Regions from separate parts of the Mus musculus genome. Here all the other regions are linked to region 6. Evidence: chromatin loops called from intact Hi-C (ENCODE). Cell type or tissue: heart. All regions are shown on one strand.

Region 1 (5,000 bases), 57 kb after region 6:
GGGGGGATAACATATGTTGGGGGCGGGAATCCTTTAAAACAGAAGAACACAGCTTTAGTTCTAAAGAAACTTGACAAAAGAAAGGTGTACAATTTGAGAAGAGGGTGTTTTTACATATTATAAAAAGTAACAATGAACCATGCAGGTCTTTAACATGACATTAAGAAATACAGCTGGGCGTGGTGGCGCACACCTTTAATCCCAGAACTTGGGAGGCAGAGGCAGGCAGATTTCTGAGTTCGAGGCCAGCCTGGTCTGCAGATTGAGTTCCAGGACAGCCAGGACTATACAGAGAAACCCTGTCTCAACATCGCCACCCCCCCCCCCCGCCCCCCAAAGATACTTTCATGTTTTAATGACAGCATGGAGGAATCTTCATAGTAACTGAGTAGCACTAGTGTGTTAACTACAGAGAAATGACGCAACCAGAGCCCCTTAACCATTAGGGAGGCTTTATAGTTCAGCTTAGGAACACTGCCCCAAGGTTACAAAGTACCCAGTGAGTGAACAGAAAGCCCTGCACCAAGGCCTCAGACAGAAGAATGTGTATTTACCTGGTCGGCTGGGAAGAGGAGGGAAGGCTCCAGGGTGATGGATGGGGATGAACTGAGAATTACTCGTTTGACTTGGAGTTTGAGTGACAGGCGTTTTCCTGGCTTCAGACACTGGAGTCTTTCTTAGTTCTGTCTGGGATTTTACCTATAATCAACAGAACCAAAACTAACCATAAAAACCTGGTGCCCATGTATTAGAAAGAAGCACCTACTTTAAGAAAAATATTAAAATTTTACGATGTCCATCTATATTAATATAAGAAAATTAAAAAGAAACAAGGGCTTTCATTTACTAATACAATTATTTTGCTCTCTTATCACAGAAAAATAAGGAAAAGGAACATAGAAATCATTTGTTTACAAGTGAGGTAGCTCATACCCACAGGCATGCCTACAACCTTCAGCTAGGGCTCTTCATGCTGAATTGTGATTTAATGAAAACTTATCTCACAGGTGACATACCATGGCTCCCGGTTTACTTTTAACTAGGTAGCACTTTTTTTTTTAAAGATTTATTTATTTATTATATGTAAGTACACTGTAGCTGTCTTCAGACACTCCAGAAGAGGGCATCAGATTTTGTTATGGATGGTTGTGAGCCACCATGTAGTTGCTGGGATTTGAACTCGGGACCTTCAGAAGAGCAGTCGGCGCTCTTAACTACTGAGCCATCTCGCCAGCCCCTAGGTAGCACATCTTAAGGCTCTTTAAACAAATACAAAAATACTTCCAGCAGCAACAAACAGGCCCAAAGTTCTAAATATCAAGTTAATAAGGAGATGCCATGGGCAGTCCTAAAGGTTGAGCCAAAGGCAAGAAAATAGTTTCAGAAAAAGAGCATGATAATCCTATGTCTGCAAACTGTTGTGTTGTATTGCCAAGGCAAGGTTCTGCTACGTAGTCTTGGCTAGTTTAGAAACTGCTATGTAGTCCCAGGGGGCCGCAAATGTGTAGCAATCCTCCTGCCTGTCTTCTGAGTGCTGGGATTACAGGAATGCACTGCATCCCTGTATGCCAGATTTACTTTAGTATCTACCAGTAGGTTGAGAAGGACTGAGGAGAAAAGGAGCCTTGTGTTAGCAGCATGGGTCTCACTGGGAGGCCACTGCAGAGGACATGCAGAAGATGCTTGGGCTTAGTCCTCAAACACAGGTCTAGTGAATGTGGTGGGGTTTTGTGTTTTTTGTTTTCTTCATACCCTCTTCTCTTCAGGCCATTTCCTGTATGTGTGTGTGTAGTTTAGAGGATGGCTCAGTTAGTAAAATGCCTGTGGACATGAAAATGAGAATTCATTCTCCAAATCCACACAAAAGTACCAGCTGCAGCACTTACGGTCCCAGTAAGTGACAAGGAGGAGTCAGGAAGAAGGGTCAATGACTAGAGTCTAGCTTAATGCTGCACTCTAAGCCAATGAGGGGCCCTGTGTCAAAGGGAAGGGTGACACTTAAGGCTGTGCTCTCACCTTCATGCACACAGGAGGGCACTGGCAGAACAAACACATTAAAATGACGGGAACCACACACTTCGTTGCCATCCTGCCCCCGATTCTATCAGGCAAGGAAATGATGGTCTTGCTGATAAGCAGCCTGCTGCAGTAGAGGCCCCCAAGGCAAACACCTTCATTTGTCAAAACGAACCAACAAATCATACAGCTTCTTACAGAGTCATCAAAACATTAATGGTATTAATAAAAGTCAGGATCCTTTTGTATTATAAGAAATTAACAGTATCCCTTTTGGAAAGGTATAAAAAGGGGTTACAAAAGCTGGGAAGTGGTTTTCTCAAACAAGATTTGAGTTGTTTTACCAATCTTTGAACCAGGATACTACTACTGTATAACACTGCTGGCTCAAACAGGTACAATGTCAAGAAAAGGTGTTTCATTTTTCTCAAAACAAAAACAAAAATAAAAAACAAAAAACAAAACCCCAAAAAACAAAAGTTAAGTTTTACTTTGTACAGTGAACCTTGTTTGTTTTTGAGATAGGGTCACTATGTAGCCCTTGCTAGCTTGGAACTTACAGTGTAGACCAGACTTGGTCTCTTACTTCAAAGACCCACATGCCTCTGCTTCTTGAGTGCTGAGTTTAAAGGTGTATTTTATTATAATACCCAGCCTGCAGAACTCTCCAGGGGGTAGGAGATAAAACAACAGAAAGCTTTGATATACTTTTAATTCTACTAGATGCTCTGAAACCCCAAAACTCCTCTGTAATATTAATTGGTAGTTATACTTTCCAAAGGAAAATACAACTCTGTACAGAGCACTTAAAGAGAACTTCACTGACACAGGACCTCCTTCAATTGATAAAGTCGCCATCTACCACAGCTCTGTCTATACATACCTTCCTAGGAGGTAAAAGAACGCACTTAGACTGCGGAACGGCTAATGTACTGGTCTTTATGAACGACACGAGAAACCTTGCCGTTTGTTTGTGAGCCTTCTCTCCCTGCTTTATAGTTCAAATACAGCTTACCTGCACTGCCACACTCTGCTTTCCTGTTTCCTGCAACTTTCCTAAGGTGCATCTCTTGGTCTCAGCTCTCCTCTTGCTGCTGTCCTTCTGTCCGTCCTCCTGAGTTACAGTTACGCCTTTGCTACAGTCCCTTCTCACCTCTTTGGGAGGAAAGCTTCTTCCTTGGTTCACTTCTCGTGGCTTAATGTTCTCTTTAAAGGTGACCACTGGTTTCTCTCCTGAGTCACAGCTGTTGCTTGGATTTCGGCCTGTAGACAGCACTGATTTCAGTCCTGGGCTCCCATCCGTAGCCAGTGACTCTACCACAGATGTTTCTTGTAGGATGAGGTTCTCTTTGGCTTCACTGGGGTCTTCTAGTATTAATTCTGGGATTTCTGTGATAAATAACAATTTCCCTACCTCATTTTCACACTGAATCAGCCTAAAAAAGCAAGAATAAATTCATATATAAAAAAAAAACCATAAACTACAAAAATAAGTAACTCAGTTGTGTGTAGCTTCAATAACTATTTTTATACCAAAACAAAACAAAACAGTATTACTCAGTTACTGAGACTCTTGTGACTATATTTCACATCAGCACATCACATTCAGTCCCTGTTTTTCCCCTTCTAATAACCGTGGCTACTCTTACTGAGCATGATTTAAGACACTAGTCTAAGTCCTTGACATAGCCTATAAGGGAGGTATATATACTTATCTTATAGATGAAGTGAAGCCCAGAAATGGTATAAGTTTATTTATGCATGCAAGTATTCAAAAGTGCACAGAGCATGGCAGGAGTTTAAAAACAAACATTAAGAAATAACAGTATCTGACTCTGAACAGGGTATGTCCCATCAGGAAGATGCCAGGTTCACAGAAAAGATCAGAGCCAGAAACTGATCACGACCCTAACTGACTCCAAAGCTTGTGTTCTAGTGACCTTGTTGCTTTGTCTTTAACTAGTGCTGGAAGCATGGCCTTGCTGTCCTGAGCGAAAATAACTGGCACATCTGTGCCAAACAAATCACCCACTAGAACAACAATGTTCAATCCAATTCAAATAGTACAGATGCTTACAAACCGGAGCAGTTCATGATAAATAAGAAAGGCAAGTTTAATTCTTCTTATAATAGATAACAGAGAGAAGAGAGACTAAGTACACTTATGACCACTTGGCTCCTAACAAGATATGCTACCAATACTGTCTTAGTTCATCATAGTTTTATACCATTAGTACACACGTGCGTGACAATAAAGGGATTGAAAGGAATGCAGGAGCAGGCCATGGGCATACCGTGGCTGGTTATCAGCAATCCATTTCCCTATGGAGATCAAACGCTGCTGTCGTATTCGTCGTTGTTGACCCTCTTTGTCTCCTGTAATACCCTGATGGCCTTTGGAAAAATCCAAGTTCCTAAAAATGACACAGCATATTATAGAAGATTAAATACTGAAGAAAATTTCCAGGAAACCAAATGTAAATACCTTAAGATATTTCCCACACAGGCTATAGACTACATGTAATAACTGTATTTGCTTGAATTTATATTCCAAATATAAGAAACAAAGCAGGAAATAAAATCAAGGTTCATCATACTAATTTTAATATTTTTACTTTCTAGGTACGAAGTAAAATAATCCATAGGTTTTATTATTGAAGATTCTGTTTGTTTGGGGTCCTAAGATGGAATCCATGTCTTTGTCAATGCCAGGAAAAAGTGCTATGAAACCCAAATACCCCTTTTCTAAATACTTTGATTAATTAAAAAATAATTAATTAATAATTATATAAATATATATAATTATTTAAATTTATAAATAAATTAATTAAAAAAATAATCACTATACACAGGCTGTATACCTTTAATGCATGCCTTTAATACCAGCACTTGGGAGGCAGAGGCAGGTGGGTATCTGTGAATTTGAGGCCAGTCTGGTCTCCCAAGTAGTTCTAGGGCAGCCAAGGGTATATAAAGAAACTTTG
Region 2 (5,000 bases), 580 kb after region 6:
CCACTTTGCTGGCCCAACAACTTCTTTTAAAATTAAATTACTTGTATTTATATTCCAAGCTTTACCCTCTACCATCTAACAACCTCTACCAGCCCCTTGCATTCACATTCATAAGAGCTAATTCACATATTTAAATTGTCATAATTTGCCGCTCATTCAGTCACCATCTACCTCCCCTGTGGGTTGTTTGTTGTTCATTTGTCCTTTGTTCTTGAAGCAGGGTCTTGCTACGTTGCTCAAGGTAGCCTCAAACCTGCCATCCCCCTGCCTCAAACTCCTGAGTAGCTTGGACCACTGGGCTTGCTTTGCTAAAGCATTTTTTAAAAGTATTTTTGGCTACACAGACCAAGCTTCTTCTGGACAAGTCTCAAGCATGCTCTCTCGTTGTTGAGAGGTTCTGAGAGCTGGCCTAGGCATGTCCTTAAGTGGGGGCAGGCAGTGAAGGAACTTCCTCCTAGGTTGGATGCAAACGGGCCATGTGTGGAGCAGTTCTCACAGCAGGCAAGTGAGCCAACGCTATCCTCTTCAGAGTTCCCTGGAGAGCATGGCTGGGTTCACTGCTGGTGGCTTGGCACGCATTTCTGTTCCTCATGTTAGCTTCATGAAGCTCTTTGAGAATTGAGATATGTAGATGAGATAGGTCTCTTCCAGGAGAGGCAATTTGGTCATTTGAGATCTGTCAAACCATGCCAGCCATACAGCACACATAAGGTCAGAGGATGGCTCCAGGAGTCAGCTTCTCCTTCTACAGTGTGGGTCCCAGGGATTAAATTCAGGCCATTGGATCTGAAAGCAAGGGCCCCTACCCAATGACCCATCCTGCCTACCTGTGACTTCTCTGTGCTTGCTTTGTTGTGGTGGTTGTTGTGTTTTACTTAGGACAACGATTTTTACTCTGCAGCCCAGGCTAGCCTGGAATTCACTGGGTAGTCAAAGCATGCTTTGAACTTGCAGTCAGTTTCTTGCCTTGGCCACCTTAGTGCCAGCTTTACCCTAGAAGCCATACTGAGGATGCTATTAGGGCTGGAGAGGTGGCTTGGTGATTTATAACACATGTTGCTTTTGCAGAGGACCTGGTTTGATTCCCAGCACCTACATGGTGGCTCAGAACCATCTTTAACTCCAATCCAGGGGCCTTATAAAGTAAAACGTCCTCTGATGTAGGCAGCCTGGTGTCCACCTCCTAAGACATAAATGCCCATGTGGTGACACTCTCTGGCACAAAGAGCATAGCTGACAGTCCCCTCTAACAAATGGCTTTTTCAGTGGTTGATAATACTCTTTTGATGTAGACTGCAGGTGCTTCCTCTACTCAGACCAGAACTTCCTGATAAGGAAAAAAAATCCTATTTTACAGCCAAAAGAAAACCAGCCTGAAGCCAGAAAATGGAAGAAACCTGAAGACATTAAAAAAAAAAAAAAAAAAGAAGAGAACTAGCTGACTCCTCCTCAATGAAATACGGACCTAAATACATTCTAATACATTCTTGGTAACTGGCTGCCAACACTCCGTGTTAAACCTGCTAAGCCTGCCTTGTTGAGACCAAATTAAAGCAATTATTTGTACTCATCTTGCCATCTGTCCTTCGCAAACACTAATTTGGTTTTTGGTTTTCTGAGGCAAGATCTCTCTATGTATATGTAGTCCTGGCTATTCTGGAACTCAGATGTAAACCAGGCTGACCTTTAGCTCAGAGATCTGTCTGCCGAGCCTCCCGAGAGCTGGGATTAAAATCACGTGTCACTGCACCTAGGTTTTCTTGTTGCTGTGGTTGTTGTTGTTGTTGTGATATGGTTGTTTTTCATGTAACCCATTTCCTTCCTTTTCCCTTCCTTCTTTCCTTTCCTTCTTTTTTGTGTGTGTCCTGTTCCAAAGCCACGCTTATTGGCAGCAGAGACTGTCCATCTAATCCGTGTGACTCTGATCATTGACTTAGGTGACGTCATACAAACTTCTCTACCAGACACTCGTGATTTCTCCCTCTAGCATTAAGTATTGTGTGAAGAGATGCTCAACACTGAATGAAGCTTTACCAAAACCTCTGGGTTTGTTGTTGTTGTTATTGTAGCTGCTGCTGCTGCTACTGTTGTTTCATTGACATGTCTCCATTTCTATTTATTTTTGAGTTTGTGAGGGGTCTTGTGTTTGCATGTGTAAGGGGAATGAATTTGTATGTAGAGACCACAGTGTGACTTTAGGTACCATCCTCAATCCTTCTCCACTTTATCTACTGAGATGGAATCCCTCACGGAATGCCAGAGCTCACAAACTTGGGCAGTCTAGTTAGCCAGCTGCTTTTCAGCACAGGGATTATAGACAGGCTGCTCTGTGGGTGCTGGGATCCACTCTTCCACCAATTGCACATCAAACTCTTTATCTACTGAGCCTTCTTCCCACCCCGCCCCACATCATCTTTTGAGTAGTTCCTTCCTTTTAAGCACAATAAAACATTCCAGGCTTATCTTGTTCCTCACGGCTGCAAGCCCGGAGTCAGACAGTTTTATAAGAAGTCCTAATTCCTTTTAGCGGAAGGTGACGTTTAGAAGACATTGTCTGGATGTGTGCTGAATGTTTGGGGGAGATGTCCCAGACTTAGGAAATGTTATACCTTCATCACTCCATCCATTCATCCGTGTATCCACCCACCCACCCATCCACCCATCCATCCATCCACCCATCCATCCATCTATCTGTCCATGGATCATATCTATCTATCTATCTATCTATCTATCTATCTATCTATCTATCTACCTACCTACCTATCTACCTATCATCTATGTGTATATTACCTATATGGCAAACCTACAAGCTCATATTAACCCTTTAATTCCATTCTAACAACGAAGTGTTCTCTTAGGTCCATTTTCTACCTTTCCTTGATAGTGAGGCATCCATCATTATTAATGGTTTTTATTATTTGATTGATTTTGTTGTTTTCTTGCTTCTGCTCCATGTTTAGCTTATTCCAGAAGCAGCAACAAATCCACACTAGCACAAGCCAAGGGCACTAGAGGAAAGTGGTAGAGAACGAAACCAGCGTTGTAGCACTAGTAACCAAAATGTAAACCTTTGTTCTGCTTCCAGTATACAATAGGTATCATATTAAGAGTAGTGGAGTTTAACTTACGTGATGGGTGGGTTTATCCCTGGACTTTCTTCTCACTAGATATGCACCCCCACCCCAGTGTTTTATCTCTCTGTTGTGTGTCCATGTATGTATGTGGGGTTTGGTTTTGTTTTGGGGGCAGAGGTGTGGTGAATGTGTGTGTGTGTGTGTGTGTGTGTGTGTGTGTGTGTGTGTGTGTGTGTGCTTCATGTGGAGTCCAAAGGATAATCTCAGATGATCTTCTTCAGGCACTGTCCACCTTTTTATTTAAGACAGGCTCAGAGACTGGCCTAGAATTATTCAAGCAGTAAACCTCAAGAGTCCTTCCCAGTGGTGCTGGGATTAAGAGAACATGCTACCAAACTGCTGCTGCTGCTGTTGCTTCTTCTTCTTTCTTCTTCCTTCCTCCTCCTCCTCTTCCTCTTCCTCCTCCTCCTCCTTCATTATGGAGCTTGAACACAGATCCACAGATCCTTGTGAATATAACACAAGTACTTTACTGCTTTACTGACTGACCTATGCCCTGCAGCTAGATAGTCTGTAGGTTACAGTCACTTGTGATCTATATAGCACAAGACCATACCTTGGGGGGTGTGGGCTCAGGGGCTAAGGAGATGGCTACCTAAACTTCCCAAGTGCTGGGATTACAGGGGTGTGCCGTCACACACATCTCCCCTTATCATTTTTGTATGTATCATAACATATAGCATGTACTTCACAGGCTTAATTACTATTAATATAAATTTTTTATTTTAAAAGTTAAATTAAAACTTTAATATAGCCGGGTGTGGTGGCGCACGCCTTTAATCCCAGCACTTGGGAGGCAGAGGCAGGCAGATTTCTGAGTTCGAGGCCAGCCTGGTCTACAAAGTGAGTTCTAGGACAGCCAGGGCTATACAGAGAAACCCTGTCTCGAAAAACCAAAAAAAAAAAAAAACAAAAAAAAAAAGCAAAAACTTTAATATAACAATATATTAATTATCTGAGATTTCATACTTTGCCTTTTGGTCATATTTGGTTTTCCCTAAATTTGTTTCTTTATAAAGCCCAATTGGGTAATCCTATTTTCTAAATATACCTTGGCTGAATTTTTCATAGAGGAAGTAATGATTTGAAGGATTTCAGAGGAAATGAGCTTATTTTTATATATTCTTAAGGTTTTCTTTTTTAAGCATTTCCATTGTGTTAAATACGTGTCGTAGACGTTTAACAATGACATTTCCTTCCCCTACCCACCAGTGTACTTATTTCCTTGGCAAGCACTGACTTGAGACTTCCACGGTTTACAGTAGGAATGAAATCAATCCACACCAAACTCAGGGGTCAAAATGAACACTCAGGGCTGGGGATGTTAGCTCGGTGGGGCGAGTACTTTCCAAACACGCATGGTGGTACACAGGCCATGCTGTAACCTCAGCACTCAGAGGGGTGGGCAGGAGGAACACATGCTGTAACCCCAGCAATCAGAGGGGTGGGCAGGAGGAACACATACTGTAATCCCAGCACTCAGAGGGGTGGGCAGGAGGAACACATGCTGTAACCCCAGAAATCAGAGGATGTAGGTAGGAAGACCAGAAGTTCAAGGTTATCCTTGGCTATGTAGTAAGTTAGGGGCCAGCCTGAGCTTTAGGAGCCCCTATGTTGAAAGGGACAGAGACATAGGTCATGGGAGAGCACACACACTTAAGAGCTCCTGTCAATATTAGGCAACATTGTAACTCTATCTTGGCGAGGAAGCTCCCATGGTAAGTACCTAACAACAGGCTCAGTTCAGAAGACTTACAAAGGAATTTTGTGGCTTCTGCCGCCTTTAATCCCAGCACTCAGGAGGCAGAGGCAGACAGATTTCAGAGTTCGAGGCCAGCCTGGTCTACAAAGTGAGTTCCAGGACAG
Region 3 (5,000 bases), 49 kb after region 6:
AACCCCAAATCAAATCAAATCAAAACAAAACACGAAAGTTTATTACACAAAACCAGTTGATGAAGATTCTCCTCCCCTTCTTCATTACCCCACAGTGAGGATGGCAAGGCGAGGAACCCCGCCGAGAGAGTCATAAACATTCCAAACACCAAATTCTCATGCAGACTGGGGCTATAGCTGGGAAGTGGGTACTGCAGGGAGGGAACTGGTAAACCTGTTGGCTGGTCTAAGGTGCAAGAATCAGTGACATTTCCAACCTCGGAATGCTGCAGCTGTCTGAATGCAGAGCTTACATACACAAACTGGGTGAAGGTAGCAGGGAAGGGACAGGGAGAGGACAAAGATGGACACAGGGAGGGACTGGAGCAGCACAGACAGTTTCTTTTGCCATTTAGTGAAGGGTTTCACTTTCAGACCTTTCAAAAACAAAACAAAACAAAAACCAAAACCCAAAAAACAAAACAAAAAAACAAAAAAACAAAAAAAAAAAGAAAAAAGAAAAAAAATCCAAATACCATGTCAAACTAAAAGAGCAATAGAGTAAGCCTGGGGCTTCAAGCACTCTTTCTGAAGAGCAATGAGCAATACCTTACCCCATCTCATTTCGGGGCTGCCCAGACCCCAGTGACACCTGGGGCTCCTGGATGTGCTTTGCTCTACAGCTGTCCTTCAGCTAAGCTCCACACTATTTCCCACACTTAGCCCTTGCCCTCTGGGAGAGTAGAAAGCCATGTGTGGGACACACACGCGCGCACACACACACACACCTCCCAGAAAATAATCCCTACCCTAGCACAGCAATTGGACATTTAGATTGTTTCCATAATTTCCCATTAAAATATTACTTTTCCAGGAAATGACTAACAGAAATGCTGTCCGTTCTTCTGTTCCTACACAGAACATCTTCAGTCCTCTTTCCTCCTAATATAAATTATCAAATAGAGTTTATTCCTTTCTCTTGCCCTCTCCAAAGTGGCATCTGCTGTGTTTTCTTCTGTGCACAGTGTGCATCTGTCTCTGTGGCCTTCAACTTCATCCTCGAGGTGAAGGCCAGGAGCTGTGACTGGGCATAGCCCGGCTCCTCTGCAGTGACGCTTGCACTGCCGCTTCCTTCCTCTTCAGACTTCAGGCTTTTGGGCCCCAAGTGCTGGCCCCATGCTGCTGTTTCGTGGTGAGATGTTGTACACGGTAGGAAGAAAACAATGACTACGGTACAGCATATGGCTAAAGGGTGGAGACTGATGCAAGAGGCTGGGAAGCAGGATGGGGACACAAAAACCAACTCAACAAAAAGAACCACACTGAAAGCATCCACCTATTAAAATGGGTTCCAGGCCGTGAATGAACTAGCCTGCCTTCTGAGACTGCTTGCTACGCTACTGTAAAGTGTAGGAATCCACCACATGAATTTGAAATCGTACAGCAGCCATCTGCTGGTCTAGGCCAGCAGCACTACCCACACTGCATCCTCTATTGGGGCTCGAGCACCTACAGAGTGAAGGGCATTTCCTGCTGGAGTTTCCAGGCTGGAGGAAGGCCTCTCCCAGAACCTTCTAAGAGGCCTTGTACCCTCCCTATGAAACACTCCCACTGGCTTAAGAGGTCAGTTCCCTGTCCTGTCACCACTGACCTCTCACAGGAGCAGCAAACGGGACTGTCTTTGCTCCACACTGACTAGAAATACGCCTGTGTATGGAAGAATTCAGTGTGATATTTTGCTACTGAGAGTAATAATAAAAGATGTTTAAGAATAATTTCAACTACATTCTCAGTCAGCAAAGCACTCATAATGGATTCCTATTTTATTCCCCAAAGAGGAAAAAAGGACTGAGAAGTTCCTATTGGTTTCTCCCATCTGCCTTCCCTTCTCAGCTTCCACTTCCCACGTGTTGGGGACATGCGCGGTGGAGAAGGTGAGAGGCGTGCTATCAGTAACCGAGTGGGACAAACAGCAGCTCCTCTCTCCCTCCGGAAAGCCCCGGGGGAACGAGAGTTCCTGATGGTTTTTTCTTTTTGTTGCACTGCGAACATTTCGTGCACACTCAGCGGGCTGGTGGAACACTTACACCCTCTCGACAGCAAGAAACAGACAAGAGAGCTGCCACCTGCAGAGACTGTGTGGGTCAGTCCTGCAAACCCAACATGCCATGGTTTATGGAGCCTTCATTCCCTGGGTTGCTCCTGTGGCCTCAGTGTGGAGGGTTCATGGCACCTTGTCCCCGCTGCTGTTTCTGCTTCTGCTGCATTAACAACTGCTCCAGAGCGGAGGGCCCAGGATGCATCATGGAACTGGACCAGATAGACTGAAAAACAGCCCCAAAACTTGTCAGCAGAAGGCAAATGCTTTGGCTGTCTGACAGGGATTTGTTTTAAATCTCAGCCACCCATAAAGACAAATTTGTCCTTTAAATCCACTCTAAATGCCAATCAACTCAGCTCTATTAAAAGTCATGGAACTCTCAAGACTAGACAGTTCCTAACTAAGATAATTTTGACACTATGAACAGTGGAATACAACTTTTTAAACCCCAAGCCAAGGTTATTCCTCCTACTCCGACCACTCTTTTGGAATTACATGCACCAACATGTCCAGCCCAAACTATGTTTTAAGTCAAATCAACTATGTTTTAAGTCAAGTTCATATGGCATGACAGTAAGTTTAATATAAGGTTTCCAGCAAACAAAACATTGTAGACCAGGCTGGCCTCGAACTGAGAAATCCGCCTGCCTCTGCCTTCCAAGTGCTGAGATTAAAGGCCTGCGCCACCACGCCCAGCTTACATACTCATTTAATAAGTCAAATAAGGCTAAACTCAAACTTAACAGGATTTAACATTAGGATGAAACTAAATGCTCTAGCATTTTGGATGCCCTGACAACACACTCAAGACGCCTCTCAATCCGGGATAAAAGCAGAGACACTGCTGCAGCAGGAGCCACGTGAGCACTCACCTTTAGGCTTTCCATGAGGACAGCAGAGGAATCCTCCATGGAGGGGCCGTGGCCTGTCCAGGTGCCACTCGGAGTGCTAGCCTGATGCCAACTGCTCTCAGATGATGACGTTGCTGAGAGATAATCAACACCAAAACCACCCATGGCTAAGAGATAACAATAGGTAAGAATACAAAATGTTTTGTAAGTGGCAAATATCAAACTTCAGGCAAAAATCAGAGCAAGCCACCCCCCTTTGCCTTGTAGATAAAGAAATGTGGATCTCACCTGGTTTATCAGTTTTCCACCTATCTGCAGGCCGCCTATCCCTGTTATCTGGAGTCCCAATGGGTCCAAAATTAGAGAATGGAGCAGAATTATGGTTATGCGTTGGAGGAGAACTGGGCAGGCTGCTTGGGTTAGAGGAATGAGGAGACTGGCTGGCTGGTGTCGAATGATCTGTTGAATAATTATGAACATAAATAGGGGTTTCCCACACCAAACCAAGAACTAACATTTTCTTCAGATGTGGTAGTCAAAATTTGAATGAAAGCACTATAAGAAGGTTTTGGAGAAAAGGCCAAATAAAGACCATGAAGCAGTCTGTCTGATCACTGTTGTGCCTGACTGACTGTACCTTGGATCCTAAGAATCATTATAAATTAAGACTTTATAAAGCTGAAATAAAAGGAGTCTGGAGAGATGACTTTGCAGTTACGAGTATTGGGTGCTCTTCCACAGGACCTAGGATTGACTCCCAGGACCCCCATGGCAACTCAAAACCATCTCTAACTCCAATTCCAGGGGATCCAACACCCTCTTTCTGGCCCCAGCGGGCACTGCACACATGTGGCACACGAGCAAACATATAAACAGTGCCCAAAACATTCCAAAAGAGAAATAATATATGATAATATAAAAAACTTTCTAATTATAGAATCTGACTAATGTTTAGTCAATATGGATGTACAGGAAAGGCAAGGTTTATAATCTAAGTATTAGAGTTGATACCTGAACTGGCAGGAAGTGATGGAGACCATGGGGTCCCTTCAAAAAGGGAGTACAGTGATGTTTCCTGGGAGGCGACTGAGGGGTTCAGTTCTGCCTTGGAGCTGGTTGTCAGGTTTTTTCCATACACTTCATTGAACATACTGCTGTTTGGATATCTTTCCTGAAAGATTAAGTTAACAACACAGAAAGAGATTTAAGAAAGTCATGTTCATGGATGACTCAGCAGACCTATAAGGTTCTCAGTAAGACAAACTCCAAGACTTTAACTTCTTTCACTTTCATGTCTTTCTTTCACTTTGTATTTTGCTCTATGTAAACTATCTATCTGAGGCCATTAAAAAAAAAAAAGTCAACCAAGCTCTAAGAAATTGAGTATCGATGAGAAATTTAAAAGGCTCAAGCTTGTGATATACAGGTTACTAGTCTACCCCCATCAGAGACAAACCAGTCTACAATACACATAAAACAAAATTCTAAAGTTTGCTTACCTGATTGACAGAGAACCCCGTGAGGGACAGGAAAGAAGATGAATGTGACATGAGCTCAGAAGGCTTCTCCAATAAGGATTTCTGCAGTCCCAGGTAGAGGGAGGAAAAAAAAGGTTATTTCTTCTACTTTCAAGTTAAAAACTAACACTTAAACATGTGTCTACCTGTCCCATGGTAGAGGACTTAGGAAAGGTTAGTAGAGTGTTCACTGTGATAATACAATGACTCCAACTAAGTGCCACTTGTCACAGGTGAATCAGACCTTCTTTTCTGGGTTTATCTGGTCTGGTGCAGAGATGCTGACAGGAACCAGGATTGGTTTTTGGATATGACCCTCAGGAATTCCCTAAGGACAAATTATCCTAGCAGGTTTTACTCTCTAAAATGTTAAAACATTATTGACTTTAAAAAGCCTTTCAAATCCATTTTGATAGCTGGTTTTGTTTTTATGTTTTCTAAAGCAGCTGCCTTCATGATATACTAAGTTGATTTTCTATTTAATTGTCTTAAAAAAGTTACTGGGGGTGGGGGCAGGGGAGAGAAAGCTGGATATAATGCTTGCTGTTAATA
Region 4 (5,000 bases), 610 kb after region 6:
TGGTTATGTGTTTCATCACAGAGATAGAAGCCCTAACTAAGACAGCCAAGGGGTCCCTGAAGCATCATGAACTGTAAAGGTTATTGCTTCTCCTGCCCGTTGTGCCTCAACTAGAGTGAGTCCCTTTGGCTGAAGACACCAGATGCTTCAGCTGAAGGACATGAGGAAATCAAGCTTGTACTAAACTAGAATCTCCCTCCCTCCTATCTCCCTCCCTAGTGCCAGATGGTGGAGAACTGTCTCCAACAAATTTGCTTAGCTGTTTTTTAATCCTTTGTAAAAGTGACTAATGACTTAGGGTCTTGTTCTGTAATCCTGGCTGTCCTGGAACTCATAGAGACCTGCCTGCCTCTGCCTCTACCTCCCAGTGGCTCTGCATTCTTCACACCATTCTCCCTTCTATTTTACTCCTGTCTGTGTTGCCTACAACTGACTTCTCTTTCATAAATCAGCTCCACTGGGAATTTTATCTGCTCACGGAAATATAAATCAATACTTCTGGGGAAATAAACAATCTGGCAATCTGAAGTTGCTGACGTCGTCCTTTTCATAAATTAAAATTTAAAACATTTTTAGTTAAGAGTCCCACTTTGTGGCCCTGACTGAGCTTGAACTTAGAGACCCTCCTACCTTTGCCTCTCAAGAGCTGGGATTAATCTACACCAGCTCTAAAAGGTTTTTTTTTTTTCAGGTTTTTTTCTTTGTTTGTTTGTTTTGAGACAGTGTTTCTCTATATAGCCCTGGCTATCCTGGAACTCACTCTGTAGACCAGGCTGGCCTCAAAATCAGAAATTCTCCTGCCTCTGCCACCCAAGTGCTGGGATTAAAGGCGCGTGTGCCACCACTGCCCTACACCACAAGAGGGCAGATCCTCTGGATCTGGGGTTACAGCCAGTTGGGAGCTAGCTGTCCCTCGAGGGTGCTGGGTATTGAACTGGGGTCCTCTATGACCAGAAAGTGCTCTTAGTCACTAAGACTGTCTCCAGCTGGTCCACATCGTCTTTTAATGCCATAAATACACATGCTAGAGTAATGAAAACTCATTTTCTGATATCTTTACCAGGTTAAGAAGAAGAAGAAACAAGAGAAAGCTCCCAGGAGGACAGGCATGGTGGCCCACACCCCAGATCCCAGCCCTCGGAGGACTGAGGCAGGACGGTTTTGGCTTTGAGAAAAAGCAAAGTAATCTAGCAAGACCTTGCTTCAAAGTGAAAAACAAAACAAAACAAAAACAAGCTGAACAAAAGTTTTACTCTAGAGTACTTCTGCAATGTAGAATTATATAAGGTGAAATAAGAAGTTCCCTTTCATAACCATGTTCTCTATGATACAACCGCTCCTCTGCAAAGGCTACAGCTGAATAACTTCTTATATTTTCCTATCCTCTTGTTATGTTTGCCTGTATCAAAACATTTAGCGTGCATGCGTGTCTGTGTGTGTGTATGACTGATGTGCCTGCGCGCATATGTGTGTATTTGTGAGTGTGAGTATGTATATTTGTGTGTGTGTTGATGACAATTGCCCTTCAATGGCTCTCCACTTCATCTGTGTGTTTTCCCTGTTATTAGGAATTTCTGCTCTTTTCCATGCAAGACTAATTACCTAGTGTGCTTAGAGACCTTTTCCATGAAGACAGAAATCCAAGTACTCGCCGACTATGAAGACCCACGTGGGTTGCTAGCTTTTTTTGGAGTAGCTTTAGTCAGAGATTTAGTTTGTGTCCTTCCTGCCTTTCTCTAGTGCCATGTGCCCTTAAATAGTAGGGCAAGCCTTTTATGCAGTTTAAACAGAATACGATTTAAAACCTGTATTTATCTTGAAAAGAACTGAAAGAGAAAGCTAAACAAGTATGGAGGGGTCAGCACAGGCCGTCAAAGGCTGAAGCCTCAGCAGAACCAGGAGCTGCAGGTTAAAGAGCTGGAGGTTAGAAGTCTGAGCTTGCACAGCAGACATCTGAGTCAGAGCTGGAGCAGGAATGCTTCACTGTGCCCAGCCCTTTGGGACTGGGGCTTGCACCAGTCCCCAAAGCTCTCCAGTGCCGCCGTGTGGTCAGATGCAGGAGCTACACGTACCAGAGAGCCGTTCTGAAGCATCCCACCTTCCAGGAATATCAGTTGTTAGAGTCCAGGCAGAATAAAGAGCAAGGAAAAAACTGATGTGCCAAGACGAGGAAAACATAGATTATTTAGTAATCCGTTGCTAATTGGAAAGATTTTTGAACGTTTTTAAAAATCTGTTTCATTAAGAAAACCAAAAAATGGGGCTGGTGAGATGGTTCAGTGGGTAAGAGCACCCAACTGCTCTTCCGAAGGTCCGAAGTTCAAATCCCAGCAACCACATGGTGGCTCACAACCATCCGTAATGAAATCTGACTTCCTCTTCTGGAGTGTCTGAAGACAGCTACAGTGTACTTACATATAATAAGAATAAATAAATCTTTAAAGAAAAAAAAGAAAACCAAAAAATAAATCCAAGTCATGTTTCCCAACATTCTCTGGTATACCTCTTCAAAACAATAAAAAGGAAGTTTCCACCAAACAAAACTTCAAAATTCCAAACTCTCCACATGCACTCGTTACATCTTCTCTGGAAAATGTAAGCTTTGTGCAAATTTTTATGGGCTTAGGGTGTAGCTCTGTTGTTCTAGCGTTCAGGAAGCCCTGGGTTCCATGCCCAGCACCAAATACAATGGCTTGGGGGTCGCATGCCGATAAGCTCAGCACTCTGGAGGTGGAGGTTCAGAAATGCAAAGTCATTCTCAGGTATGGAGTGAGTTGGGTGCTAGCCTGGGTAACATGAGATCCTGTTGCAAAAATTAAAAATCTTTATCAAATAGTAGAGATTAAAATGATATATTAATGGGGCTGGTGAGATGGCTCAGTGGGTAAGAGCACTGACTGCTCTTCCAAAGGTCTTGAGTTCAAATCCCAGCAACCACATGGTGGCTCACAACCATCTGTAATGAGATCTGACGCCCTCTTCTGGTGTGTCTGAAGACACCTACAGTGTACTTACATAGGTGTCTTAGTCAGGGTTTCTATTCCTGGACAAAACATCATGACCAAGAAGCAAGTTGGGGAGGAAAGGGTTTATTCGGCTTACACTTCCATACTGCTGTTCATCACCAAGGAAGTCAGGACTGGAACTCAAGCAGGTCAGGAAGCAGGAGCTGATGCAGAGGCCATGGAGGGATGTTCCTTACTGGCTTGCTTCCCCTGGCTTGCTCAGCCTGCTCTCTTATAGAACCCAAGACTACCAGCCCAGAGATGGTCCCACCCACAAGGGAACCTCCCCCCTTGATCACTAATAGAGAAAATGCCTTGCAGCTGGATCTCGTGGAGGCATTTCCCCAACTGAAGCTCCTTTCTCTGTGATAACTCCAGCTGTGTCAAGTTGACACACAAAACAGGCTAGTACACATAGGACAATAAATAAATCTTTTAAAAAATAAAATACTATATTAACGCCAAAGTCCCTAAACTGGAGTGGTTTCTTATGTCCTCGTGGATTTTTTTGTGCCTACTGATAACTTGCTGATGGAAAACTGATCCTTTTATATTTGCAATAGACAAAGCCCACCATTTTCCTGTCCTCATCCTCCAAATCCTTAGGCAAATGTCTTCTTAGGGATGACCCTCCCTGCAAATGTCTGCCATCCAGCTTCCCCAGTGCCCTCCAGACTTGTCCGCTCTCCAGGGTGCTTGCCACGCTTCATGCTATAAATGTTACCACTAAACAAGCTAGGCAGCTGGGCATGGTGGTGCACCCCTTCAATCCCAGCACTCAAGAGGCCCAGAGAGGCAGAGGTCTCAGAGTTTGAGGCCAGCCTGGTCTACAAAGTGAGTTCCGTGACAGCCAGGGCTCTATTGCACAGAGAAACCGTCTCAAAAAAACAAAACAGAACAAAACAAAACAGTTATATAGCCTGTCTAATTACCTTCTAAATAACCACATTTGTGTTCATAGACTAGCACTGGGTCAGTTGGTCAGAGAATCTTCTGACTGTGCACTCTGTGGTGACTGTAAAGACTTGGTATAGGAATAAATTCTGGGCTGGGCAGTGGTGGCACACATCTTTAATCCCAGCACTTGGGAGGCAGAGGCAGGTGGATATCTAAGTTCGAGGCCAGCCTGGTCTACAGAGTGAGTTCCAGGATAGCCAGGACTGCACAGAGAAACCCTGTCTCAACACCCCCGCACCCCGTGCAAAAAAAGGAATAAATTCTGGCCCAGGGGTAGTGGTACATGCACACACCTTTAATCCCATTTACTCAGGAGAGATCCAGGATGTCGAGGGCTACTTCGGGAAACATTGTCTAGGGAGGGGGGTGGGAGAATAAGAATACATGACTGTTGAAGGCCCAGTCTCAGGTGGGACATACATATCACCTTCCCAAGGTTCAGAAAGCATCCTGAAAGGAGAGAAGGATGAGTGTAAGAGCCAGAGGAAGTCTGGGAGGGGCTTCCCTACCTGACGAGGCTGTTGCAATCTTGAGTGGAAAGTACAGAGAGAGCACACTGGTCAACACCATCATCACCCTGTCGTGAAGGGGGAGGAGCTCACGGGGACCCAGCCCTCCATGTGCATTTAATGCTTGGGGGCGGGGGGGGGAGAGATGTTTTGTTCAGTGGTGCAGACACTGGCCACAAACTTCCACCCTACTCCTTTGAGTAACCCTAACTAATTTCCTTCATGGCCTCTGCTCTAGTTCCTGCCTTGGGTTCCTGTTCTGATTTCACTCAGTGACCTGAGAGTTGTAAGCTGAACTAAACCCTCTCCTCCACAGTTGCTTTTGGTCATGGTGTTTTACCACAACAATATAAATCCTAAGATACTAATAATGTTGCCATGACATATTTATATTTTTTCTTTTTATTAATCTTTATTGGAACATGTGTGTGTGTGTGTGTACATAATCCAGTGCCTTCTATGTGGAATAGAGGGATAGAACTCAGATTTTCAGTTTCGCTTAACAAGCACCTTTACCCACTAAGCCATG
Region 5 (5,000 bases), 300 kb after region 6:
TCCTGGATCCTACAGATCTGCTCAGGCAGTGCCTGTCCCTCCAGTGGACACACAGGAGCCATCCCTGGGCTCCCACTATCTTTTTGGTGCTCCTCAAAGACTCAGCTTGGGTGAGAACTTTCCCCTTCTAACTCCGGCTGCCTTCTGCCATTTTGGAGGTTCCAGTTTGGGGCATATTGAGAGGAAACTAAGAGACAGCTGAGGAGGCAGAGGCAGGGACAAGGCGGCTCACCTATAGATTTGTGTGTGCACACGTGTGTACCTTGGGCACCTCCATGCAGACAGTACACACCAGGAACAAGATGCCAGAGGCATGATCCTTCCATATTTTGTGACATCCCACCAAGGAAATGACTCAGCATGCCAAATTTGCTGGTTCTTTAAATCAGGAAGCAACTGGAGTGGGAGGAGGCCACCTCCTGTGACCCCAAATTCTGTGTCCCAGGTTCTGAGGGTACAGTTCTTGAGGGCAGCCTTCCTGGGGTACAGATATAGAAAGCACTCAACGTGACTGTGTCTGTCACTGGTTTCCCCTTGAGATGGTCTAATTATGAAAATCCCAGAAATACAAGGGTCTGCCCAGCTGGGGGCGAGGATGCTTCCTGTCAGTTGATACATCTTTCCTCATCTTACCCCAGCCTCTATCACTGAGGAGGCTCTCAGCTCCCTAATGCTCTTCTCTCTCCCTCTCTCTCTCCCTCTCCCTCTCCCTCTCCCTCTCCCTCTCCCTCTCCCTCTCCCTCTCCCTCTCTCTCCTGTTCATCTGTCCTCTTCCCGTTTATCCCCACAGATGAGAACGCCAACCTGGGCACAGTGATGCGGTATGAGGAGATCGGTGAGTTGAACTCTGACAGTGGGGACTTTTGGAGCCTCTTGCCTCCAGTCACCTGGGAGCAGCAAGTTCAGGAAGGGTGGAGGCTTGAGACCTGGAGTGGGTTTACAGCCAGGTCTACGGTCAGAATGTTCCTTCTGGAGTGTAAGATCATAATCTTACCTAGAGCCTATCGAACATCTCCCCATTAGACTCACTCCCCAGTAGTAGATCAGCCATCAATCTTCCCTTCACAGCCTCCCCTCCCTCATCTAAAAGAATGAAAGTCGAGCATCAGTGAGAGAGACCGTTGGTTTTGCCTACTGATACTGCAGACAAACAAGGCCGCTTCAGGTTTTTCAATGCTTTAAGGAAGAGAAGGAGGCCAGGGTTGGCTGAAAGCCACCATGTGGCTTGCCTGCAGCCTTGGCTGAAGCTAAGGTATCTATCCCACTGTCTGTGTGAGACCCTGGTGCCCAGAGTAGGTAGAAGCTGATTACAAACATCTGTTGGGGGCAGTGGGAGAGAAGGAGCTGACAGCTGGGTAAATCAACAAATCAGCAAGATGAAGCCTTCCCAGGGTTCCAGAGTGAAAGGCAGGTGGGAAACCCAAGTGCCTGCAGCTGGAAAGGCATGGCGGAGGCAGGCAGGAGTGGAGTTGGAGGCCGAAGATGATGAGGAGGGTCAAGTTGGTGGATGTCTAGAAGGAGAGGCAATTTGGTATCCAACCAGATCGGATTTAACTTCTAAAGATGTGTCAGATACCTTGTGGATACTCTTCTGAGGGAGCACTCGGGTTTGGGCTCCTGCTGTGATCTTAAGATGGCTGGTGTGTCTAAGTACCATGATAACCAGCAGATGTGATAACGTTTTGAGATGTAGTCGTGCCTGGGCTATTCCTGTTGCTTTCCTAGAACTATTTGTAAAATGTTGACAACTGGTTACTAATTGGCAGAGGCATTAGTGAGAATGGAGTGCAGTTAGCACACAGTTAGACTTCGTTGAACCAAAGCAACTCAAGAGCCTCACCTCTTATTTACCTTTTAGACTTTAACATCCTTTACACATCAGCTTGTCAGCTCTGAAGTCTCCAGGAGAGTGGGCACCTGGCTTTCTGGCCAATCGCCACAAAGCAAGCAAGTTCTGTAAGCCCAGAGGATCCAAAGGCAAAGCAGCCAGCGCTGAGTTCAAAGCTCTAAGCTCTAAGCTCTAAGCTCTGCATCCCTGCAGTCCCCTGTAGGAACTGTCACCCTGCTGCCTGTCTCAGTCCAGCAGAGCTCAGAACAGTCCTAGGATTTTTCAGTGTAATTTGTCTTTTCCCCGCCCCGAGAGCTTGAATTAGGCTCTGCTGTCTCTGCTGGGGGAAATCCCCTCTGGCTCCCCAGTCTGGCTAGCCTCCTCTGACTGCTTTTGCTTTCTGGAAGGGAAAGGGATCCCCGTGTCTGACAGGGAGGGATAATGAAGAATTCTTGGCTTCTGAAAAGGAGAGCCATGATGCCCCTGCTGACAGACAGACTCCAGGTTCACAGCAATACAGGTGGCAGCTGCCTCCGTGTACCGTGGGAACTGGGATGGGCCACTGGGCTACACATAGCTGGAATTCCTGAGCAGGGAGTGTGGAGGGAGAGTACTGGCCCTGACTGCTGGCCCTGGGTCAAGATGACCAGCGGAGGGAGGCAGACCCAGTGGAGGGCAAAGTGAGTAAGTCCTGCAAGGCCCTGGTACTCACAGGCTCCTTGCACACCACAAGGAAAATCCATCTTTTTTTTTTTTTTCTTTCCTAGCATCAGTGAGCCCATTCTGTTTTCAGCAGTTGGTTGCTTCCCTCATGGCTTTCCCAGTTCAAGGGCTTGTGGACTGGAAATATGGAAATCACTGCTGCCCTCCAGTGGCTTCATGTGGGACCACAGACTCTACCAGGGCCATTACCAATAAGCACATCTGCACTGGTCCCGGGCGTGGGGCGGGGTGGGGTGAGTCAGAGGTTTCACTCTGCCTCTCTGGGCTTTAGCCTATTTTTTTTTTAAGTCTCATATTATTCTTAGGCAAGAGTGTGAGTCCTAGCATAAGAATGGAAATCCCAGTTCAGGGTCTTCAGCCTTGGTGTTGCCAGCATTTAGGGGCAGGCATTGTGTGTTGTGGAGCTGCCCTGGGCACAGTAGGATGCCACTTAGCAGTGTCCAATCCACCAGATGCCAGTGACACAGTTCTCCTCTTCCCAAGCATGACATTCAGACATTGTGAAATCGCCCTTAAACTGTCCGGGGGCTATCTCTCAGGCAGCCCTCTTAGCTCTGCAACCACATCAATTGCTGGCCTAACTACTCACCATGTCTGAGTCCCCTCTGGGTGCCAGTCACTGCCAGGCCCTGGGGGTAGAAAGACAAATTAAGGTTCTGTGCCAAAGAGATAACATAAGCTCTCAGTCTTCATTGTGTTCCCTGAGGGAAGAACCAGAGACAATGAGATAGATGCTGGCTACTTTCTTCTGACAATGAGATAGATGCTGGCTACTTTCTTCTGCCTCAATCCCATCTAGAGACTCTCAGGGGCAAGCTCAACATCTGAAAGCCTTTGCCCAGCCCTGGGGTGTACGTCAGGCAAAGCCCCCGGGCTCTTAGGGACCATGGTAGCAGCCGTGTCTGGAAGACTAGTGGTCAGCTCTGCACAAGCGGTCTCATTGTCTCAGATACAACACGCTGGATAAGGCAGAAACCTGGGCAGCCTAAGATGTGCACTAAGATGTAGGACACTCTGAGGAATGTCAAGAATCTCTAGATTCTTTTCCTGTCACTCAGTTGAATCTCACCATTTGCTACCAATTTTAAATGACAATGAGCCTCAATGGGATAATTCAAATTGGGCTTAATGAGGAGGAGGAAAAAAAAAAAAAAAAAAAAGCAAGACAGGCATGGAGCACCACGGGTAAAGGGGAGGTGGCCCCAGCCTTGCTTCCTGAGCCCTTTGCTGAAGGCTACGTCCTCAGAAAGAGAGCGCACAGTTGATCAACTGGGATACTCCATCTTCACAGTCAGAGGTCTCCCTCCATCCCATCCCTGCCGTGTTAGCACTTGTTGAAGGAGGCCCACTCTAGGTGGAGAGAACACAGAAATAAGTGCCTGTTATCCAGCCCTAGGGAGGCTGAGACAGGAGGGTCCAAGAGTTCAAACCTCAGCTATATAGCAAGTTTGAGGCCAGCCTAGGCTACAGTCTCAGAAAGGAAGGGTGGGAAAAGGAAAGTAACAGTGGGGTGGGGGAGGGGCTCCGAGTCCTTATGCCAACGTATGTAGCTGGCTGCTGTTAGAGAGCCCAGCCATCCTGCGCTAGCCCTGAAGGTGGTGGTGGTGAGGTTGGGTTGGGGGTGCTGAACTATGGATACCCTGGGGTGGTGTTGTCAAGGCGACCTGAGCCCCACAGTTCTAAGAGTGCAGACTTAAGTGTTCTTGAGGGTAGAAAGCTGAGAGCTAGTACCCAGATCCTCCTCTGATGCTGTGTGCCACCTCTGCTCTCCCTCCCCAGAGCTGCGCATCTTGCTGCTGTGTGGTAGTGACCTGCTGGAGTCTTTCTGCATCCCAGGACTCTGGAATGAGGCAGATGTGAGTAGCCATATTCCCAAATCTACAAGCAGCTTGGGGTGGGGGTGGGGGCATGGGGGAGGCATGTTTGATTTTGGCTTCTGTCTCCCCCCAACAGTCACAGACTGGAATCTCTTGCCTCTTCAAAGTTCCCAAGAGGGCAATTCATTCACATGACCATGGAGGAAAGTTCTCACCTACCCCAGCCTTTGTCTCCTCACCCTCCTCCTCATCCTCACCCTGGGGAACCCTGGGAAAAAAGCACTCCGGGTTATAGAATGTCTTGTTCCAAGCGCTGCCTGGGGTGTGCATGCTGAGGTCACTGAGACATGAGGGGAGGGATCAAGAAGAAATTCTGCCCTTCGGAGGTTATAGGTGTGGCTTGTTTTCCTTTGCTGCCTTTGAAGGGATAGTAACTACTATCCCAGTCTCCCCATAGCAAAAGAATGGGGGTCCAGAGGGGGATCTCTGGTTAGAGGCATCCTTTAGATGACCGATTTGACTTAAGGGAAAGAGGCAGTTAAACCTAAGCCACTCAGAAGTTCTGACTCGGATGGCCAGTCCCCTGCTTTCCACACACGCTGTTCTCTCCTGCTGGTTTATTCATTCTCTCT
Region 6 (5,000 bases):
AACTATTAACCTTGGGGACAAACAGGACCCTCTGTAAAAACGGCATTTCCTGGTAGTGACTAGAGCAGGACCATTCCTGGACTCTAGGAGTCCAGCCCCTGCTGTGTTCCAACTACTGGTACCCAGGCCTTTGCACAAAGAATCAGAAGCCAGAGTGAGCACTTATCTGAGAACAGTGGGCAGCAGCAGATGGGAGAGATGTGTCCCGAAGGGACCAGAGAGTCACCTGCTTTCTGCTGAAGCAGAGAGAATCTGAGAATCTGAGTTTGTTCCAAGAGGCTTTGGCCTCTGACCTCTGACCTCTGTGGAGCTTTGTTTGCAGATTCCAGGATAATCAGGGGAGGGAGGAGGAACCTAACCCTAATCCCAGCAGCAAGGATAAACTGTCCCACTACCTCTGTGTCTGCCACAGTGCCCCAGCCCAAACCAAGGAAGAGTTCTGAAACCTTTCAAGTGGCCCTGTGGGCCTGGAGAAGGTACCTGGGCTCAGCGACGGGCCTAACCAGAGAGCTGGAGTTACAATCCCTGTTTTCTTCGATTAAAACTGTGTAAGGCAGGGACTGGAGAGATGGCTTAATGTTTAAGAGCACTGGCTGCTCTTCCAGAGGATCCTGGTTCAATTCCTAGTGTCTGCACGGCAACTCACAACTGTCTGCAACTTCAGTTCCAGGGCTTCTGGCACCCTCACACAGAAATACATGCGGGCAAAACACCAATGCACATTAAAATAAATAAACAAAACAAAAACAAGAAACAGTGTAAGACCAAGGGAGCCAGATCCTGTGGAGGCTGAACTACCACAGCTTAATCAGGAAACAAAGAATCCAAATGATTCCAGGCATTTTTTTTTTACCCAATCTGGCTACTTTTGCTTATTTTTCCATTAATTTACATTTGTAGAACCCTGCTTGAGATGATGGGCTTAAGAAACATTTCTTTTTTTTTCTTTTTTTTTTTTTAAAGATTTATTTATTATTTTATGTAAGTACACTGCAGCTGTCTTCAGACACACCAGAAGAGGGCATCAGATCTCATTACAGATGGTTGTAAGCCACCATGTGGTTGCTTGGATTTGAACTCAGGACCTCTGGAAGAGCAGTCAGTGCTCTTACCCTCTGAGCCATCTCTCCAGCCCCTTAAGAAACATTTCTAGTTTATCTAAACTAAACTGTCAGAAGGCTGTGAATCAAGCAGGAGGTATCTTGGGGATCAGGTATGTGTTATCACCCCCCATATCCTACTCTCCCCCTCATACCCACCCCATACCCACCCCATACCCATCTGGCACCCACCCCAGTCGAGTTCCTGACCTCAGGAGCTCCCAACCTTCTCTACTCCAGCTGCAGAGGTCATGCTGACTCCCAGATGTACAGAGGAAACAGCAGCTCTTATACAGCATCAGTGGAAGAACTTCAGTCATTTAGGGCAGGGTCAGAGTTTACTGACATCTCTATAAGCCACATCATCCCCTTCCCTAGCTACAGTATCATCATTCATGAGAGAGCTTCATGTTGGTGTGTTGTTGTTGTGTGTTGGTTGGTAGCTTGGATGTTGGTTGCTTTGTGGTGTTGTTTTAATGGGGGGGAGGGCAGGGAGAGACAGAGACACAGAGACAGAGAGAGAAGGGGTCTGGAAATCAGAGGATAACCTAGAATGTCGATCCTAACTTTCCACCTTGTTTGAGGCAGAGTCTCTTGCTTGTGGCTTTGCCTGCCAGGCTAGCTGGCCTGCAAACTTCCAGGGATTCTCCTGGGATTACAGACAAGTCCTGCCACCACATCCAGCTGTTTACATGGCTTCTTTCTTTCTTTTTTCTTTTTCTTTTTTGTTTTTTTGTTTTGTTTTGTTTTTCGAGACAGGGTTTCTCTGTGTATCCCTGGATGTCCTGGAACTCACTTTGTAGACCAGGCTGGCCTCGAACTCAGAAATCCACCTGCCTCTGCCTCCGGAGTGCTGGGATTAAAGGCGTGCGCCATCACTCCCGGCTTTACATGGCTTCTGAGGACTTGAACTCATGTCCTCTTCCTTGTGTGGAAAACACTTTAAACACTAAGTGATCTTGCTAGCTCAGTGCTTATTGTTTTGTTCTGTTTTTTTTTTCCTCCAATTGTATGTGCATGAACGTTTCGTTTTGCCCGTCATTGTGTAGCTATACATATTCCGTACATGCAGTGTCCAAGGAAACCAGAAGAGGGCATTAGATCCCCTGGAACTGGAGCTACAGACATAGTCTGCGCTACTATAATGGTGCTGGAAACCAGGCAGGTCCTCTGCAAGACCATCAAGTGGTGTTAATCGCTAAGCCATCCCTCCAGGTGGCAGTGTTTGTTTTTTATTAGGGGAAATAAAACGGGTTTACAGCTGAATTGCCTTTGACAAACTGACCTATTAAGGAAAACAGCATAGCGTGACTGGGTGCAGTGCTTTGGGAGTGGTCTTCTCCGTCTCGCTCGCTTTCACAGAGCGCCAGCTTTGCAAGCTGACAGGTCCCAGCCATATTTAAGGTCACAAACCTTGAACAAGTTACAGACTCCAAGGCTCGTTGGGGAAAGCTCTTTGGTTATCAGCGTTGTTGTTGTTGTTGTTGTTGTTGTTGTTGTTGTTGTTGTTGTTAGAAACAATGAACTGATGCCCACAAAGTACATTAAGCCTTCGGAGAGGAACTGGTATTGGGAGAGTTCGCACCAGCTTCCTGCTGCCCCGAAGGAATTCTAAACCTCTGCCCTATTACATCCCTAGCTGGCCCCTCCCTCATCTGCACACCTACTGGGGAGCCCTTAGACGGCTAAATTGGTCACTGCTCTCTTCACATCTGTCTTCACTGCCTCTGAGGCATGTTCCACATCTAAACATTGGACCCTGGGTCTGAAGTGCATACCACACCACCCCTGGAAAGAATTCCCGGGAGTCTCTTATCATGACACTCACCCTGCAGTTCTCCTGGGCTTGCATACTGATTTCCATGATCTGAGCTGTGGCTCGCCTCAAGTAGCTGCTTCCGTTCTCTGTAGGAGGAAGGAGCAGATAACATGGAGAGGAACATTTCAGACTCTTGAACCTGCCTGAGGCCCACAGTAAGGGAGAAACGGGATCAGGGGTGATGTGCCAGCCCCACCTGTTGGAGCGTCAAACTCTCCAAAATGTGGGGAACACTCCCTTGCATCTCAAAGATTACTGGGGAAAGCAGTCCCTCTTTTGTCTCCTTAGCTCCCACTACCACCTCAGCACATTCCAACCTCTCACTGCCTCCCTCTCATCCCCCATTCACTGCCCAGCTCCGCCAGTGACCTCACCCAAGCCTTTGATCTCCTCTCCTCCCTCTCTGAAGAGTTATGGTCCTGTGTTGCCCTCATTCTTCTCAGGCCCCAGGGACATTTTCTCAGAGACGAAATACCAACAGCAACAACCACAACAATGGCCATGGCAGCTAGCCTCAGCTCTGTGCTCTGGGAGAGCCAGAAGCATGACTTTAGTAGCAATGTAAAAGTGCAAGTTTACATGGACTAGCGCTGCACTTGCTAGGGCAGTTGGGGGTCCACATCCTCCTCCCCCTGTTGCCGGGTAGCCACACTCAGCTTCTCTTCTCGCACTATTCCAGCATCGTTATCCCTACCCGAGACACTACAACAGCTTCCTTTTCAAGAAGCTGTTGATGTGTATTTACAACATTTTATGTGTTTGAGTAATTTAGCTGCATGTGTATATGTGCACCACGTGTATAGCCTGATGAGGTCAGAGAGTGTTGGATCTCCGGGACCTGAAGATATGGATGTTTGTGAATCACTGTGTGGGCGCTGGGAACTGAACCCAGGTCCTCTGCAAATGCAAATGTTCTTAATAGCTGAGCTAATTCTCCATCTTCCTACAGTGGCTTTTTAATATGAATCCTTGCCCTGCTAGTGACAAGACTTGAAACACTTCATTCCAGGCTGGTAGGATAGCTCAGCAGATAGAGGAGCTACCAAATCTGATGACCTGAGTTTAATTCCCAGAACCCCCTTGCTCCCATAAACCATCCCCTGACTTCTCCGTGTGCCTCCTTTGCCTCCACGCCAAATAAATATTAAAAACTTAAATATGTATTTCAGGCTGGCGAGATGGCTCAGCGGTTAAGAACACTGACTGCTCAAATCCCAGCAACCACATGGTGGCTCGCAACCATCTGTAATGGGATCTGACGCCCTCTTCTGGTGTGTCTGAAGACAGCTACAGTGTACCTATTTATAATAATAAATAAATCTTTGGCTGGAGCAGACAGGGTCTGAGCGAGCGGAATTGATCGGAGCGAGCAGAGGTCCTAAAATTCAATTCCCAACAGCCAAATGAAGGGTCACAACCATCTGTACAGCTACAGTGTACTCACATACATAAAATAAATAGATAAATCTTTAAAAAATATATGTATTTCATTCCCTTCATCTTCCTCCCAGGATTTTATGTCCCAGTGAGTGTGTATGGGGTGTAAATGGAGATCAAGACAGCCATGCTGGAAGAAGGAGACGCTTTCCCTCCAAGCATACAATCCAAAGCAAGGGGGGATGCAGGAAAAATTGATCCCAAAGTACCAACTCCAGAGATTTGTGTTTTTAAAAAGGGCATCGTGTAAGGATCCTAAACAGAGTATCGCCATCCACGGCTTTCATCGGACTGCCGCATAACTGTTCTGCTAAGTGTTGTTTTCTAAGAACCCCCAAGAGGAAACGGTTACACAGCCAACTGTTGTGATCCAGTGTGCCTCAGAGAACGGGACTGGCAGCTTGGACAGAGGTGCAATTGAGAGTTCCTGGGGCCAGCTGAGGGGGTGGTGACCAGCACACTGTGAGCTCTTAGCTCAAACCAGCATGGGGTAGGAGGAAGGGAATGTCAGGACAGAGCATCAGGGCTCCGGGGACAAAAGATCACTTGTTCGCTTGTTCGACTTTTCCATCATAAGGGCATTATTACCATCTGGCAAGGAAGCTGCAGGTTAGAAATTCTTATAACTGTTTAGCAGACAGTGA

What was found. Peaks named below come from ENCODE experiments on the same cell type or tissue, not always from the same donor. Only the 100,000 strongest peaks of a DNase experiment are listed, where the experiment ranks them.
Region 1: it touches region 6 in a loop (2.1-fold over the local background); 7 of 42 quality-filtered maps call a loop at or near these places.
Region 2: a loop joins it to region 6, with 1.9 times the contacts of the local background. A loop is called at or near these places in 7 of 42 quality-filtered maps.
Region 3: it touches region 6 in a loop (2.4-fold over the local background); 10 of 42 quality-filtered maps call a loop at or near these places.
Region 4: a loop joins it to region 6, with 7 times the contacts of the local background. A loop is called at or near these places in 8 of 42 quality-filtered maps.
Region 5: a loop joins it to region 6, with 4 times the contacts of the local background. A loop is called at or near these places in 16 of 42 quality-filtered maps.

Annotation. Positions count from the first base shown.
Region 1 is chr1:152,845,565-152,850,564 of GRCm38, forward strand. It overlaps Smg7 (Smg-7 homolog, nonsense mediated mRNA decay factor (C. elegans)), which reads right to left. Exons shown (of 23, transcript NM_001160256.1): 13 at 4,311-4,430; 14 at 3,170-3,452; 15 at 555-699; 16 at 1-31. Among named protein-coding and RNA genes, the nearest start is that of Ncf2, 48 kb to the left of the region's middle. In heart, no CTCF peak of the experiment used is centred here; no DNase peak of the experiment used is centred here.
Region 2 is chr1:153,366,825-153,371,824 of GRCm38, forward strand. No RefSeq gene overlaps it. Among named protein-coding and RNA genes, the nearest start is that of Gm46246, 28 kb to the right of the region's middle. In heart, no CTCF peak of the experiment used is centred here; a DNase peak (open chromatin) is centred at 2,397.
Region 3 is chr1:152,837,083-152,842,082 of GRCm38, forward strand. Smg7 (Smg-7 homolog, nonsense mediated mRNA decay factor (C. elegans)) reads right to left here. Exons shown (of 23, transcript NM_001160256.1): 19 at 4,431-4,511; 20 at 3,943-4,102; 21 at 3,220-3,390; 22 at 2,953-3,098; 23 at 1-2,303. The coding sequence ends at 2,190. Among named protein-coding and RNA genes, the nearest start is that of Ncf2, 39 kb to the left of the region's middle. In heart, no CTCF peak of the experiment used is centred here; a DNase peak (open chromatin) is centred at 1,939.
Region 4 is chr1:153,399,949-153,404,948 of GRCm38, forward strand. It overlaps E330020D12Rik (Riken cDNA E330020D12 gene), which reads right to left. Exons shown (of 4, transcript NR_033736.1): 4 at 4,238-5,000. Among named protein-coding and RNA genes, the nearest start is that of Gm46246, 5.4 kb to the left of the region's middle. In heart, a CTCF peak has its summit at 2,048; a DNase peak (open chromatin) is centred at 2,003.
Region 5 is chr1:153,089,707-153,094,706 of GRCm38, forward strand. Nmnat2 (nicotinamide nucleotide adenylyltransferase 2) reads left to right here. Exons shown (of 11, transcript NM_175460.3): 7 at 791-835; 8 at 4,331-4,407. Among named protein-coding and RNA genes, the nearest start is that of Lamc2, 94 kb to the right of the region's middle. In heart, CTCF peaks have their summits at 596, 2,704 (motif pointing left) and 2,903; DNase peaks (open chromatin) are centred at 2,335, 2,665 and 3,045; H3K4me3 peaks cover 627 bases; H3K27ac peaks cover 884 bases; H3K27me3 peaks cover 241 bases.
Region 6 is chr1:152,788,156-152,793,155 of GRCm38, forward strand. No RefSeq gene overlaps it. Among named protein-coding and RNA genes, the nearest start is that of Ncf2, 9.5 kb to the right of the region's middle. In heart, a CTCF peak has its summit at 2,218 (motif pointing right); no DNase peak of the experiment used is centred here; H3K4me3 peaks cover 839 bases; H3K27ac peaks cover 2,384 bases.